3 separate regions of the Homo sapiens genome follow, and regions 2 and 3 are each linked to region 1. Evidence: chromatin contacts called from ENCODE Hi-C or POLR2A ChIA-PET data. All regions are on one chromosome and are shown on one strand. The core of a region is the stretch at or near the end of the contact, and the rest is flanking DNA. Distances in the headings are between cores, read along the strand shown. Region 1 holds the start of CTSD (cathepsin D). Region 2 holds the start of SLC67A1 (solute carrier family 67 member 1). Region 3 holds the start of CDKN1C (cyclin dependent kinase inhibitor 1C).

Evidence for each region. Hi-C counts contacts between places; a loop is a spot of excess contacts on that map. ChIA-PET counts read pairs that join two places held with the same protein, here RNA polymerase II (POLR2A). Pooled maps may share reads with other maps.
Region 2: a map of CD4-positive, alpha-beta T cell shows a loop between it and region 1 (3-fold over the local background). The contact joins the promoter of SLC67A1 here to the promoter of CTSD in region 1. A Hi-C loop is called at or near these places in 2 of 168 maps with a recorded cell type or tissue (CD4-positive, alpha-beta T cell and naive thymus-derived CD4-positive, alpha-beta T cell), 1 of 37 single-sample maps with no recorded cell type and 8 of 50 pooled maps. POLR2A ChIA-PET finds 5 or more read pairs at or near these places in 1 of 52 experiments (H1).
Region 3: a map of prostate gland shows a loop between it and region 1 (4-fold over the local background). The contact joins the promoter of CDKN1C here to the promoter of CTSD in region 1. A Hi-C loop is called at or near these places in 3 of 168 maps with a recorded cell type or tissue (CD4-positive, alpha-beta T cell, ascending aorta and prostate gland) and 10 of 50 pooled maps. POLR2A ChIA-PET finds 5 or more read pairs at or near these places in 1 of 52 experiments (H1).

The regions. Positions count from the first base shown.
Region 1 is chr11:1,762,677-1,766,859 of GRCh38, reverse strand. It overlaps CTSD (cathepsin D), which reads left to right and starts at 2,933. Exons shown (of 9, transcript NM_001909.5): 1 at 2,933-3,068. The coding sequence starts at 3,001. RefSeq lists silencers at 2,554-3,023, 3,274-3,363.
Region 2 is chr11:2,899,514-2,903,696 of GRCh38, reverse strand. It overlaps SLC67A1 (solute carrier family 67 member 1), which reads right to left and starts at 1,419. Exons shown (of 11, transcript NM_002555.6): 1 at 1,333-1,419; 2 at 208-483. The coding sequence starts at 351. It overlaps SLC67A1-AS (SLC67A1 antisense RNA), which reads left to right and starts at 122. Exons shown (of 3, transcript NR_169305.1): 1 at 122-238; 2 at 988-1,113. RefSeq lists an enhancer at 1-232 and a silencer at 1,158-1,287.
Region 3 is chr11:2,884,182-2,888,364 of GRCh38, reverse strand. It overlaps CDKN1C (cyclin dependent kinase inhibitor 1C), which reads left to right and starts at 2,590. Exons shown (of 4, transcript NM_001122630.2): 1 at 2,590-2,731; 2 at 2,899-3,695. The coding sequence starts at 2,909. It overlaps SLC67A1-AS (SLC67A1 antisense RNA), which reads left to right. Exons shown (of 3, transcript NR_169305.1): 3 at 1-1,021. RefSeq lists enhancers at 1,093-1,928, 1,929-2,764, 2,765-3,600.

The DNA.
Region 1 (4,183 bases), core at 1,684-4,183:
ACCCCCAGCAGCTGGGCAGATTCTGAGGGCAAGGGTGTCTGTCTGCTCGGGCTTCTGTGTTCAGGCTTAGAACCCCCTCAGATGAAGGGCTCTAAATGGGCGGGAAGGTGGGGCTGAGGGGGCAGCCACTCATTTGTGGCCATCAGGCAGATCCAGCTTCGGGGAGGTTCCGCAAGGGCCAAGGTCCTGATATATTTGGTTACAGAAAAGGTGGGAATTCCAATCCCGCCCGCCGAGAACCACAGAACCTCACTGCCTCTGTAAAGCGGGGTTGGGCCCATCTACCTCGCAGGGAGCTGGGAGGAGAAAACGCACCCTGGGTGAGAGCATGGGGAAGCATCCTTCATTTGGGTCCAAGCTCAGATGCCACCTTCTTGGAGGGACCTTCCTGCGGAGGTCGCTGTTGAGCACATCCCCTGGCTCCATTTCCTGTGTGACTTGGACCTGCCTTAAATGATTTGTCCCAATATCCCTTTCCTACTTACAGCGACCGCACCTCCCGCCTGGCTGTGTGCTCCAGAGCATCTGGGGAATGACCGGGCCCTCCCCTCCAACAGGCCTAATTCAGTCCCCCATGCCAGGCAGGACCAGGGCACACGAGAATGGTGAAGTCCTGGGGCAACTGTCACCATGGCCTCTGCAGGCTCAGTGTCGGGAGACCCAGTTTCTGACCTGGATACACTGCTCACCTTTGAGGTCGGGGCCTAGAGGGACGGTGCCACGTTGGAGACAGGCCTCCAGGGACAGTGCCACGTTGAAGACGGGGTTCCAGGGACGGTGCCACGTTAGAGATGGGGTTCCAGGGACAGTGCCACGTTGAAGACGGGGTTCCAGGGACGGTGCCACGTTGGAGATGGGGTTCCAGGGATGGTGCCACATTGGAGATGGGCAAGTCTGGGCTAAGGGAGGAGGGCCCAGGGTGGCCAGGGCAGGGCCCAGTGAGGTGCTGCTCTGAGGAGGTGGAGAGTGGGCGCTTGGGCAGGGGACACTTGGAGAGTAAGGATGAGGTCCATCTGGGTACCCTGGGTATAGGGAGTGTTGTTGAAAAAAAGCCAAACACTATAAAATATTTGAAGATATTTATTCTGAGCAAATGTGAGGACTATGACCTGTGAAACCACCTCAGCAGGTCCTGAGAATATGTGAGCAAGGTGGCTGGGTAACAGCTTGGCTTTATACTTTTTTTTAAAATTTTCAGGTCTTTTCTGTAGAGACAGGGTCTCACCATGTTGCCCAGGCTGATCTCAAGCTCTTCAGCTCAAGCAATGCTCCCACCTTGGCCTCCGAGTATGCTGGGATTATAGGCAACAGTCACCATGCCCGGCCTGGTTTTACGGATTTTACAGAGACAGATGTTACAGGCCAAAACCATAAATCAACATATGTAAGATATACATTGGTTCAGCCTAGAAACAGGGTTGGCAGGGGCAGCTTCCAGGTCATAGGGGATTCAAAGATTTCCTGATTGGCAAGTGGTTGAAAGAGTTATGTTTTGCCTAAAGAGTTAAAGTGGGATTACTCACGCCTGTAATCCCAGCACTTTGGAAGGCTGAGGCAGGCAGATCACCTGAGGTCAGGAGTTCGAGACCAGCCTGGCCAACATGGTGAAACACCATCTCTACTAAAAATACAAAACATATATACACATATACATGTATATATATATACACATATACATGTATATATATACACATATACATGTATATATATACACATATACATGTATATATATACACATATACATGTATATATATACACATATACATGTATATATATACACATATATACACATATACATGTATATATACACATATATACACATATACATATATGTATATACATATATAGTGTATATATATACGTATATATATGTGTATATATACACTATATATGTGTGTGTGTGTATATATATATATACATACGTGTGTGTATATATACATATTAGCCAGGCGTGGTAGCACGCGCCTGTAATCCCAGCTACTTAGGAGGCTGAGGCAGGAGAATCGCTTGAACCCAGGAGGTAGAGGTTGCAGTGAGCCGAGATCATGCCACTGCACTCCAGCCTGGGCCACAGAGCGAGATTCTGTCTCAAAAAAAAAAAAAAAAAAAAAAGAGTTGACGTGAGTGGACAAAAGGTGCCCGACCTCCTAAGGGAAGGAGCTTCTCTAGAAAACGCGAATTTCGCCCCCTCAAGAGACAGCTGTGCAGTGCCATATCAAAACATGTGAAAGGAATGTATTTTAGGGTGGAATACTTTGCCTGCCTTCGGGCCTGCTGTCTGCCACGTGAGGCTGTGCCAGTGTGAGGCTGGAATTTGGGATCTGGAGGCTAGAGCCATCGGTGAGGCCTGAGTCTCTAAGCACAGCGCCCAGAGGGAGAGGGCGGAGCGGGTCCGACCCCCTTTGCGGCAGGGCCTGAGCTGGTTTTCCAGGTTTCTCTGGAAGCCCTGTAGAGGAGCGGAGGGTCCATTCGGTGGGCTGGGGACTTTGAATTTAACCTTGGTTTGCAAGAGGCTTCCAGAGAGGATGTCTGGGAGCGTCTCGGAGGGGGACGAGGGGGCGCCGGGAGGAGCAGGTGCAGGAGCCCACGGCGCAGCGCCCCGCGCAGGCCTGGACGCGGGGACGGCCGCGGCGGCCGGGACAGGGGTCACCCCGCGGGGCCCTCCAGGGTGGGCCGCCCCACGACCCCAGGCCAGGCCGAAACGGGAATCCTCCAGACCCCAGAAGCTGGGCCGGGCTGACCCCGCGGGCGCGAGCGGCGGGAACTGTAGGCGCGGCAGGCGCACCACCACCCCGCCCCCCGCCCGGGCGCTGTGCGCGTGCGCCGAGGTTGCCCCGCCCAGGCCAGGCCCCGCTCCGCCCCGCCCCGCGCACGCCGGCCGCGCCCACGTGACCGGTCCGGGTGCAAACACGCGGGTCAGCTGATCCGGCCCAACTGCGGCGTCATCCCGGCTATAAGCGCACGGCCTCGGCGACCCTCTCCGACCCGGCCGCCGCCGCCATGCAGCCCTCCAGCCTTCTGCCGCTCGCCCTCTGCCTGCTGGCTGCACCCGCCTCCGCGCTCGTCAGGTGAAGCCTCAGGGGCCGGGGCTCAGGGACGGGCAGGGGTCGCGGCGCCGAGGTCCCGGGGCCTGTGGTGACTTTCGCGCTCCCCTGTGGCCCCCACGAGCCCCTTGCGCCCCCCGCGCTGGAATGCACCTGTGCCGCCCTGCGCGGCCTCCTGCACGGACCACCCGCCTACGGGGCGCCGGGCTCCGGAGGTGCAGGGGACCCGGGGCAGAGGCGCCAGATGCCTCTCCCCCATATGCCACCCTGGGTTGTACCTTGAGGACTGCAGACTGACCGCAGCCTCCCTGGAGACGGGGCGGGGCGGGGGGAGGTAGTGCTCATTCGGGGCAGGTGGAATTGGGGTCTGTACTGAGCGCCCTTGTTGCTGGAGACCTAGGTCAGGCCTCAGAGCCCCCGAGTCTGGGCGAGTCCATTTCCTTAGGGACCCCTTTACCACCTGTGAACTGGGGGCTTTAAAAGTTTGCTCCAGCGGCTCTTATCACAGGCCCTGGGCTGGGAGACCCCTCGAGACCCTAGGAGTTCCCATGTCCCTGAGAGAGGAGGAGGCATGGGGAGTGGGTCGGCTCACCCACCCCGGGCCTGGGGTTGTGCTGTAGTGAGGCCCACACGCTCCTCAGGCCGATCCCCTGTGCCAGGTGAGGCCACCGATTGGGCCTGGATGGGATGGGGCCCGGCCATGCCTGACCAGCTGGGCAGAGGAGGGCCATGCTGCAGTCTGCTTTCTTGACCCCCTCCCCAGCCCTTGCAAGGCAGCCCGCATTCCCAGGAGGGGTATGCTGACCCATCCCATTGGGCACCTGCCCCACCCTTGCTCTGGGCCTTTGTGGGAGACCTGGGATCTGCGATGGGTCCACTGCCTTTTGGCAGGTGGGTGAGGTCAGAAGGCTGCAGGGGCTGGAGCTGGCTGGGCCAGCTGGGTAGGACTGAGCCTCACCAAAGGCTGTGGGGAATGGCCCGGGGGCGGGTAGCCCCAATTAAAGTCGTTGTGGGGGAGTAGCCACAAGCCTGAGCCTGCCTTGACCTTGCCAGCCTATCCACAGGCCTCCCCTCTCCAAGGAGGACAGACACAGCAGAGGGGAAACGATCCTGGGGCTTCTTGGAGGGAAGGGTAGCTG
Region 2 (4,183 bases), core at 170-2,669, 1.1 Mb before region 1:
TGAAGCTGGAGCACAGGATGTGCTGACGGGGGTCCAGAGGCAGAGTCCTTAACTTACTCAGCTTAAGCGTGGCATGAGTCCCAACTGGGAGGGGCCCTGGCAGCATGAAACCCCCACCCCCACTCTCTGCGACGGCCCAGATGGAGGGCAGGAGGAACAGCGGTTCAGCCCTGGCTGGGGCTGCAGGGGCTGGGGTGTGTTACTCACTGGCACGATGGAGAACTGCATGAAGAGGCAGGTAAGTTCTGTGGCGGCCAGCACGTAGGTAAGCAAGATGACCGAGGACCGGCCTAGAGCGCTCATCCTGCCGGGGGACCGGCCCTGGTCCCTGGGAGCCCGAGCTCCCTGCATCCTGGACAGGCGCAGCAGGGAGACCCAGGAGAGATCCAAGCAGGAGGCTGGCGGAGCAGGGGGCAAAAGTCCAGTTGATCCGGGCAGGGGTGCTGAGTCACTGGGTCCCAGGCAGCACCCGCCTGGCCTTGCCTGCAAGAGAGGACAGCACTGCAGGACCCCCTCCCCAGTGGAGCTCTCCTGCTACCTGGACCTTAGAGGACACATCAGGGGGTCCCCCTCCTCCACTTTTGACAGCTCTGGTCTCCAGGCACACAGCCTCCCGGGGAGGGGAGACAGGGACAAGCTGCTCCCCCCGACCCCTGCAGGTGGGCCAGGCTCAGTGCCTGGTTGCCTGACACAGGAATGTGCCATGCCCCACTTTTAGAGGGAGGCAGAGGCTCGGAGTGGTGGCTGAGTCCACCTCAAATCATCAGCGCCTTCTGTGGCCAGAGGGCTGATGTGGGTCCCTGTGCCTGGAGGCCCTCCGTAGGCCCACAGTGGCCCTGTCCCCAACACAGTGCAGCTCTCAGGGAAGGTCTACCTTCCCCTGTGGCCAGCAGCCAGAGCTCCAAGGGGCTTCTGGAATGGTCTTGCGTAGGGGAGACATAGCTCAGCCTTCCAGGCTCCCCAGTAGCTCTGCCTTACCTCCCACAGCGGAGTGCTGTCTGTCCCCACCCTTCCCCGCCCGGCCTCCAACTGGTGGGAACTGGATTTTGCGGCTGCAGAGGACTTCCCCAAATTTTGCCACATTAACAGCTGACTGCACATCTGAGCCCCGAGGTACCGAACCCAGGCTGGTGGGGTAGGGCGGGGAGACCCCTGAGGGTCCGGGAGCTGCGCCTGGCGCCCTCCCCCATCCCGGGATGCAGGGAGGCTGGGGGGAGCAGGGCAGCCGCAGCAGGCACGTCAGGGGCACCTCATTGGGCAGAGGTGCGACGCTGCGCCGGAGTTCGGGGTTCGGGGCTCAGAGGCCGCCCTCTCCGGAGTGTGCTCGAGTACCTGCCTTTGCAGGGGCGGGCTTGGGCACGGGTGCCGGTGGGGTGAGCGCTCCAGGGTGACCTAGACACCGGTCCTTCCGGGATGAGCCCCGGCCCCGCCCTTTCGGGAGATGACTTGCAACAGGGACCGCCCCTCTGGGTCTGAGTTCCAGCCCTCGCGCTTTGCAATCGCCAGTTCCGGGAGCGCCCGTGCCACGGTTTCTGCGCTCTCACTGGCCGAGCCCGCCCCTCCCCTCGAAGGACCCGCCCCTGCCCCGCCCACCAGCGGGCTCGCCCCGTGCCCGGCTTCGCCCGCCCCAGCCCCCTCCAGCTTGAATCCTGCCCGGTGCCCGGGCTGCTGGAGGTGGACACTCTGACCCTCAGGCAGCACCGGTGTCCACTTTGGGCCTGAGGAGGGGCAGTGTGGGCAGGGGATGGGACCGGGAGGTGGAGGGAAGGAGAGAATGGAGGGGAGGCAGGGGCGGGGAGAGAAAAGCGGAGGAATGGTGGTGAGGGGTTAGGGGAAGAAGTCAGGGGAGGTTGTAGAGGGTGTGGTGTAGCCTGGCCCTGCCAAAGGTCTGCACAGAGCCCCAGAAGAGTGACCAGGAGACAGCTCTGGGCCCCTCCTCACTTCCCTCCCCAGACCCGGAGGCTGCTAGGAGCAGTTGAGAGCCCACTTTTCCCCATTTCACCCTGCCTGCCACTTCCCCACCCTTGCAGGGGCCACCAGAGATGCCAGCACACAGGTAAACAAGCCTCATGCCGCCCTCCGCAGCAGGAGCCGCTGGAGCACACACACCCCACGCTGCGCACACTTGGCCCAAGCCCTGCCCTTGGCCTGGGCACCATTCTCCGTGCCCCTGACTGTCACTAAGTAGGGAGATGCTCATTCAGGACTCCTGCCCCACCTCCTCCCCAGGCAAGGGCTGGGCACAGGCTCAAATGTCAAAACCAGTGTCCCCCTGCCATGTGTCAATCATCGCTCCACAGAGCAGAAAACTGCAGGGGTGAGACAGGGTGGGACGGACATCGCAGAGGCGAGCGAGAGCCGGCCAAAGTCCTGGTGGGCAGGGGGGCCAGAGCCAGGTGGCCCAAGGCCGGCTGGCTAAGCCATTCCAAGTCACCGTGGGAGTGGTTCAGCAGCTACCCTTCGTTCAGCAGCTCAGATATGTTGGGCATCAGAAAACAATACCCCAAAATGAAGGCCTCAGAAGCAGCTTCGGAAGAAAAAGTGTTTCTCTGACCTTCTCTTGCTCTCCTGTCTCTCAGTGCCATTTTCCCCGAAGCTGGCCTTAGAAACTGGAATCCATTTTCCCCAGGGCAGGTCATAGAAATCAGAACCCCGCCTTTCCACACAGCCAGACATCAAACCTAAAAATATTGCTCTAACTTTCCCTCCACCTTTGTGTTTAGAAGCTGGCCATAAATTATCTGACCTCTCTTGTTTGACTGTAGGGCATAAGACCCCATTCCAGGAGGGTCCTGCTCCATGCCCAGAAGGAAGGAATGCTGCTCAGAAAGTTCAAGAAATCTAGACCAACAGCCCTCGCTGCGCTTCCCCTTGCGGTCCAGGAGCATTAGTGCAGGTCCCTTGGTTCATCTGTGTTCCCGCATGGATGTCCATACTTTGTTGAGCCTAAGCATCAGAAATGGCAATTTCCCCCATATCTTTTTTTTTTTTTTTTTTTTTTTTTGAGACGGAGTCTTGCTCTGTCACCCAGGCTGAAGTGCAGTGGCGCGATCTCGGCTCGCTGCAAGCTCCGCCTCCCGGGTTCACGCCATTCTCCTGCCTCAGCCTCCCGAGTAGCTGGGACTACAGGCGCCCGCCACAGCCCCCGCTAATTTTTTTGTATTTTTAGTAGAGACGGAGTTTCACCGTGTTAGCCAGGATGGTCTCGATCTCCTGACCTCGTGATCCGCCCCCCCTCGGCCTCCCAAAGTGCTGGGATTACAGGCGTGAGCCACCGCGCCCAGCCTGTTTCCCCCATATCTTTGGGTCTTTGTTCTGAAAACTCCCATTCACACACGTCAATCAATTTGGGGACCAAATGCCTTTTGTCCAATCAATCTGCCCTCTGTGAGGTGGTTTCTTAGCAAGCCCACGGGTGCAGTGTACCGCTCGAGGGGATTCCAGCCCAAAGAGTGCAAACGTGTTTGCATCTGGAGTGCGTGTCCCCAGATCCTCTGCCAAGCTCGTTTTCAAGAATAGTCACCACTGGCCGCCCTGGGGACTTGGGGAGAGTGCAGTCAAGCCGAGAGCCCAGGTCCAGCCAGAGTTTCCTGGAAGGACTGCACAGAAAGGCCGGCTGTGTAAGGTGGGGGTGGGTGACAGGAGTCTCAGAGTGTCTTAGATTTGGGACTCCTGGGGGAGGATGGGCATCCACATGAACCCTTACTCAATGGGGCAGGTGTGAGGGACTGTCCCCAACAGGTTCCAGACGCCTCCTGGGTTCCCTGGGGAGGGCTTAGAGGATGAAGCGGCAGGAGGAGATGGGATGAGTTACCAAACTGCCCAGAGGTGTGCGAGGGAGGCTGAGGGTCCTCTGGCGCTGAGGTGTGGTGGAGATGCTGGAAACTTACCACTGTCTTCCTCCAGGTGAAGCAGGGCCTCAGGTAGCCAGGGAACTGGTTGAGCAGAGGAAATCGGAGAGACCTTTTTTTTTGTCATGAACAGGCTCAGTGTGAATGGGGGAACTTCCTGGTTCTGAGGGAATGTGGGAAAATTGCCCTTTAGGCTGGGTGAAGAAGAAAGCAAGTGGAACCCTGGCACCCCTGGACTTCCTCCTCCAGAGGAAGCGGCTTTGGTTGTGGGCCAGCGAGCCTGTGCGTCCCCAGCCCCAGGGCATTCACCGCTTCAGAGAAGCAAGGCGACA
Region 3 (4,183 bases), core at 1,341-3,840, 1.1 Mb before region 1:
CTCAGCTGGGGGCAAGAATGACAGGACGTGAACATGCACACAAGGGCCCGGAACTCACGACCCCCGACAGCGGTCTCCCCCGCCCCCCCAACCCCGCGCTTGCAGGATTTAGGGCACTAGCACAGCACAGTCCACCCCTTGGGACTAGCACCCCCTCCGCAGTTCTGCTCTCTGCAGCAACATAGAGTACAAATATTGTTCCTTTTGTTTCTTTTTTCCCTTTGGATACATTTTTAATTACAAAAATAGAGCTTGATTGTTGCACCTAGACAGATGTTTGCTTGCTTCTGGGCCCATTGGGCCTCCTCTCAGAGCCTGGAACTCCCAGCCCCCAGCTCCTGGGGTGCCTTCCTCCAGGTGTGTCCCTGGCTTGGGCTGGGGGGACACAGCCCCGCTCCTGGGACGTGCAGGTTTAAAATGCTATTGGGTACCATCTTTGATCGAATTCAGAGTGACAGACTTAGAGCAGGTCACCTCTCAGCTTCTAACGAGGCCAAGACGGAGGAATCCCCACAGCACTGGGTTTGACTCTGTAATTAAGCTGGTAAAGTGGAAAAATAAAAGTAGGAAACCTAAGTGGAAACCAAACCAGAAAGCCAGGCAGCCCGGGAGTTCTGAGCCCTGCTTCCTTCCAGCTGTGCGGCCTCAGCGGCTGACGCGGTCTCTGCTGCTCTTCTATAACACAGGATGATGGCAGCTACACCCTCTGAGTGGTGTCACCAAGGCCAATGAGTCCTGATGGTTGGAGTGTGGGTATCCGGGGGCCTCTAGGTCACTACCCACTCTAGCCCTTTGCTCCTAGTCTCTGGGGAGGTGGCAGCATAGGGGCATGGAGCAGACTAGACTTTGCCTCTTTCTGCCCCCAGGCCAGTTGATATGAGCCCTGCTTGAGGGGTTCGCAGGGCCTGGGGAGCCTTCTTCAGCTTCTCTTTGTTTTCCTAAGATGAAAATTGTGACATCTGGGCTTGTTGCGGGAAATTTGTAAATTGTGCACAGAGAAGAATATGAAATTGCACATAAATCATGGCTTTTGGTTCCACCATCAAGAGCCAAGAATGGCCCTGGCCCCTCTCCTGGGTTAACGCCCTGTCCCATCCAGTTCACCCCCCTCACTTCAGATCTCGCTTCCCTGAGACCCAGAAGACCCGCCCTGCTCCCCCAGCTGCAGCTGCACACTGCCACAGCATTCCATGGGGGTGGGGGTGTCTTGGGACTCAAAGGCAGGCTGGTTGGGGTTCAGGGGACCGCACCTTCCCTCCCTCCCAGAGGTCTCTCTGCTGGCTCACAGGCTCACCTGAGATAGGGGCTTAGATCTCATGGGCTGCTGGACCCTCCAACAGGTGTCTGACAGTCCCCATCCCGATCTGGGAGGCTCCTGGTTTGAGGAGGGGGCTCCCTGCCTCATGGTAGGTGGGCCAAAAGGGAGGCAGCAGGAAATAATGGTCTCTTTTGGTCTGGCCTGGCTGGGGTGAAGCACCGTGTGTGTGCGTGCGTGTGTGTGTGTGTGTGTGTGTGCGTGCGCGCACGACCGAGGTCTGTACCAGGAAGGGCTGCAGGCGGGGGAGGGGCATGGTCCTTCACAGCCCCTTCCCCTATGACCTCGGGCAGATCTTTCACTTTTACCCAGTACAACAGCTTCCAGCCAGCCTGGACAGGCAGATCCCGGGGCTGGAGTGGTCTGGCCCAAGGCTGAGAAGGGCTGGGACCCCCGACAGTGACATGATGGGCTCAGCCCCTGTTCCATCTACTGGGCAGGGTGGGCCTCCGCAGATAGCGGCTTCAGACTCCAGCTCCAGGGGGCTGGTGGGAGTCTCTCAAGGTGTCCCACACATGGTCCCTCGGGGAAAGAGTGGAGCTGACCCCTGTCCCCCCTCCCGACTCGAGGGCCTTAGGGCCAGCAGGTGTGTGAGGGCTCCAGGCGCGCGGAGCCCTCGAAGGGACACCAGCCCAGCAGCAGCAGGCCGCGCGGGGGCAGCCGAAGACCCCATCCGGCGCAGGCCAGGGCCGAGCTGGCAGCGGCGGGTCCAAGCCTCGTCAGCTGGCGCAGGAGGCCCACGGGCGAGCGCGGGACGGAGCTGGGCGCCGGGGTCCGGACCGGGCCGGGGTCGAGTTGGGCCTGGCCGGACACCGGACCCGCCAGGAGCCGGCCCCTGCCGCGCTGGGCTGAGGCCCCCGCCTGCAGACAAAGGAGCCGGCGGGGGGCGGGAGCCGGGGGGGTGGGGGAGTGTTGCAGGGGGGATGGGGCGAGGGGGCGGGCGTCGCGGTGTCACGTTACCGCCCGCAGCGCCCTTTAACTCCCGCCCCCGCCCCGCTCACCGCCCCCTTCCCCTGCTACAGCGCGCTCGCCCCGCGGCCGCCAATCAGCCGCGCGCCCCGGCCGCGCGCCCCGCCCCGCCCCCGGTGGGTGTGCGCGCGGCCAATGGGCGGTGCGCGGGGGCCGGGCCGCGGCGGGGCGGGGCAGCGGGGCGGCCGCCAATCGCCGTGGTGTTGTTGAAACTGAAAATACTACATTATGCTAATCGCGGCCGGGCCCGCGCGCACGGGGGTGGGGCCCGCGCGTATAAAGGGGGCGCAGGCGGGCTGGGCGTTCCACAGGCCAAGTGCGCTGTGCTCGAGGGGTGCCGGCCAGGCCTGAGCGAGCGAGCTAGCCAGCAGGCATCGAGGGGGCGCGGCTGCCGTCCGGACGAGACAGGCGAACCCGACGCAGAAGAGTCCACCACCGGACAGCCAGGTAGCCGCCGCGTCCCTCGCACACGCAGAGTCGGGCGGCGCGGGGTCTCCCTTGCGCCCGGCCTCCGCCCTCTCCTCCTCTCCTTTCCCCTTCTTCTCGCTGTCCTCTCCTCTCTCGCTGCCCGCGTTTGCGCAGCCCCGGGCCATGTCCGACGCGTCCCTCCGCAGCACATCCACGATGGAGCGTCTTGTCGCCCGTGGGACCTTCCCAGTACTAGTGCGCACCAGCGCCTGCCGCAGCCTCTTCGGGCCGGTGGACCACGAGGAGCTGAGCCGCGAGCTGCAGGCCCGCCTGGCCGAGCTGAACGCCGAGGACCAGAACCGCTGGGATTACGACTTCCAGCAGGACATGCCGCTGCGGGGCCCTGGACGCCTGCAGTGGACCGAAGTGGACAGCGACTCGGTGCCCGCGTTCTACCGCGAGACGGTGCAGGTGGGGCGCTGCCGCCTGCTGCTGGCGCCGCGGCCCGTCGCGGTCGCGGTGGCTGTCAGCCCGCCCCTCGAGCCGGCCGCTGAGTCCCTCGACGGCCTCGAGGAGGCGCCGGAGCAGCTGCCTAGTGTCCCGGTCCCGGCCCCGGCGTCCACCCCGCCCCCAGTCCCGGTCCTGGCTCCAGCCCCGGCCCCGGCTCCGGCTCCGGTCGCGGCTCCGGTCGCGGCTCCGGTCGCGGTCGCGGTCCTGGCCCCGGCCCCGGCCCCGGCTCCGGCTCCGGCTCCGGCCCCGGCTCCAGTCGCGGCCCCGGCCCCAGCCCCGGCCCCGGCCCCGGCCCCGGCCCCCGCCCCGGCCCCGGCCCCGGACGCGGCGCCTCAAGAGAGCGCCGAGCAGGGCGCGAACCAGGGGCAGCGCGGCCAGGAGCCTCTCGCTGACCAGCTGCACTCGGGGATTTCGGGACGTCCCGCGGCCGGCACCGCGGCCGCCAGCGCCAACGGCGCGGCGATCAAGAAGCTGTCCGGGCCTCTGATCTCCGGTGAGCCCCGCACGGCCCCGCCCCGGCCCGGCCCGGCCCCGCTTTGTCCGGCCGGCCGGTCCCCCCAGCCCTCGGGGGCCTCGCTGGGTTCCCGCCTCCTCCCGTGGCATTAAAGGGCCCGCAGCGCTCAGGGCGCGGCTGCGCCCTTACCCCCCTCCCCGCCCCGTTGTTGTGCCCTCCAGCGGCTTCGCGCGGGCGGGGTGGGAGGCTGAATCCCGGCCGCGACCCCCCGGGAGCGCAGTTTTCGCCCCCGGCCGCGGGAGCCCCTCCCCGGGCGCGGCCGGGCGCCGTGAGCACGGCGTGGAGGGGGTTAAGCGCGGCGGCGGCCCCGGGGGGCTTGGCCGCGGGACAAGGGGAAATGCTTACACAGCACATTGCGCGGCGACGTAAACAAAGCTGACCCGCCGCGGACCTCGGCGCGGGCGGGGACGGCGCCCCCACCCCGGCCGGCCCGCGCCCCGCGCCCTCTCCCGGCCCCCTCTCGGGTC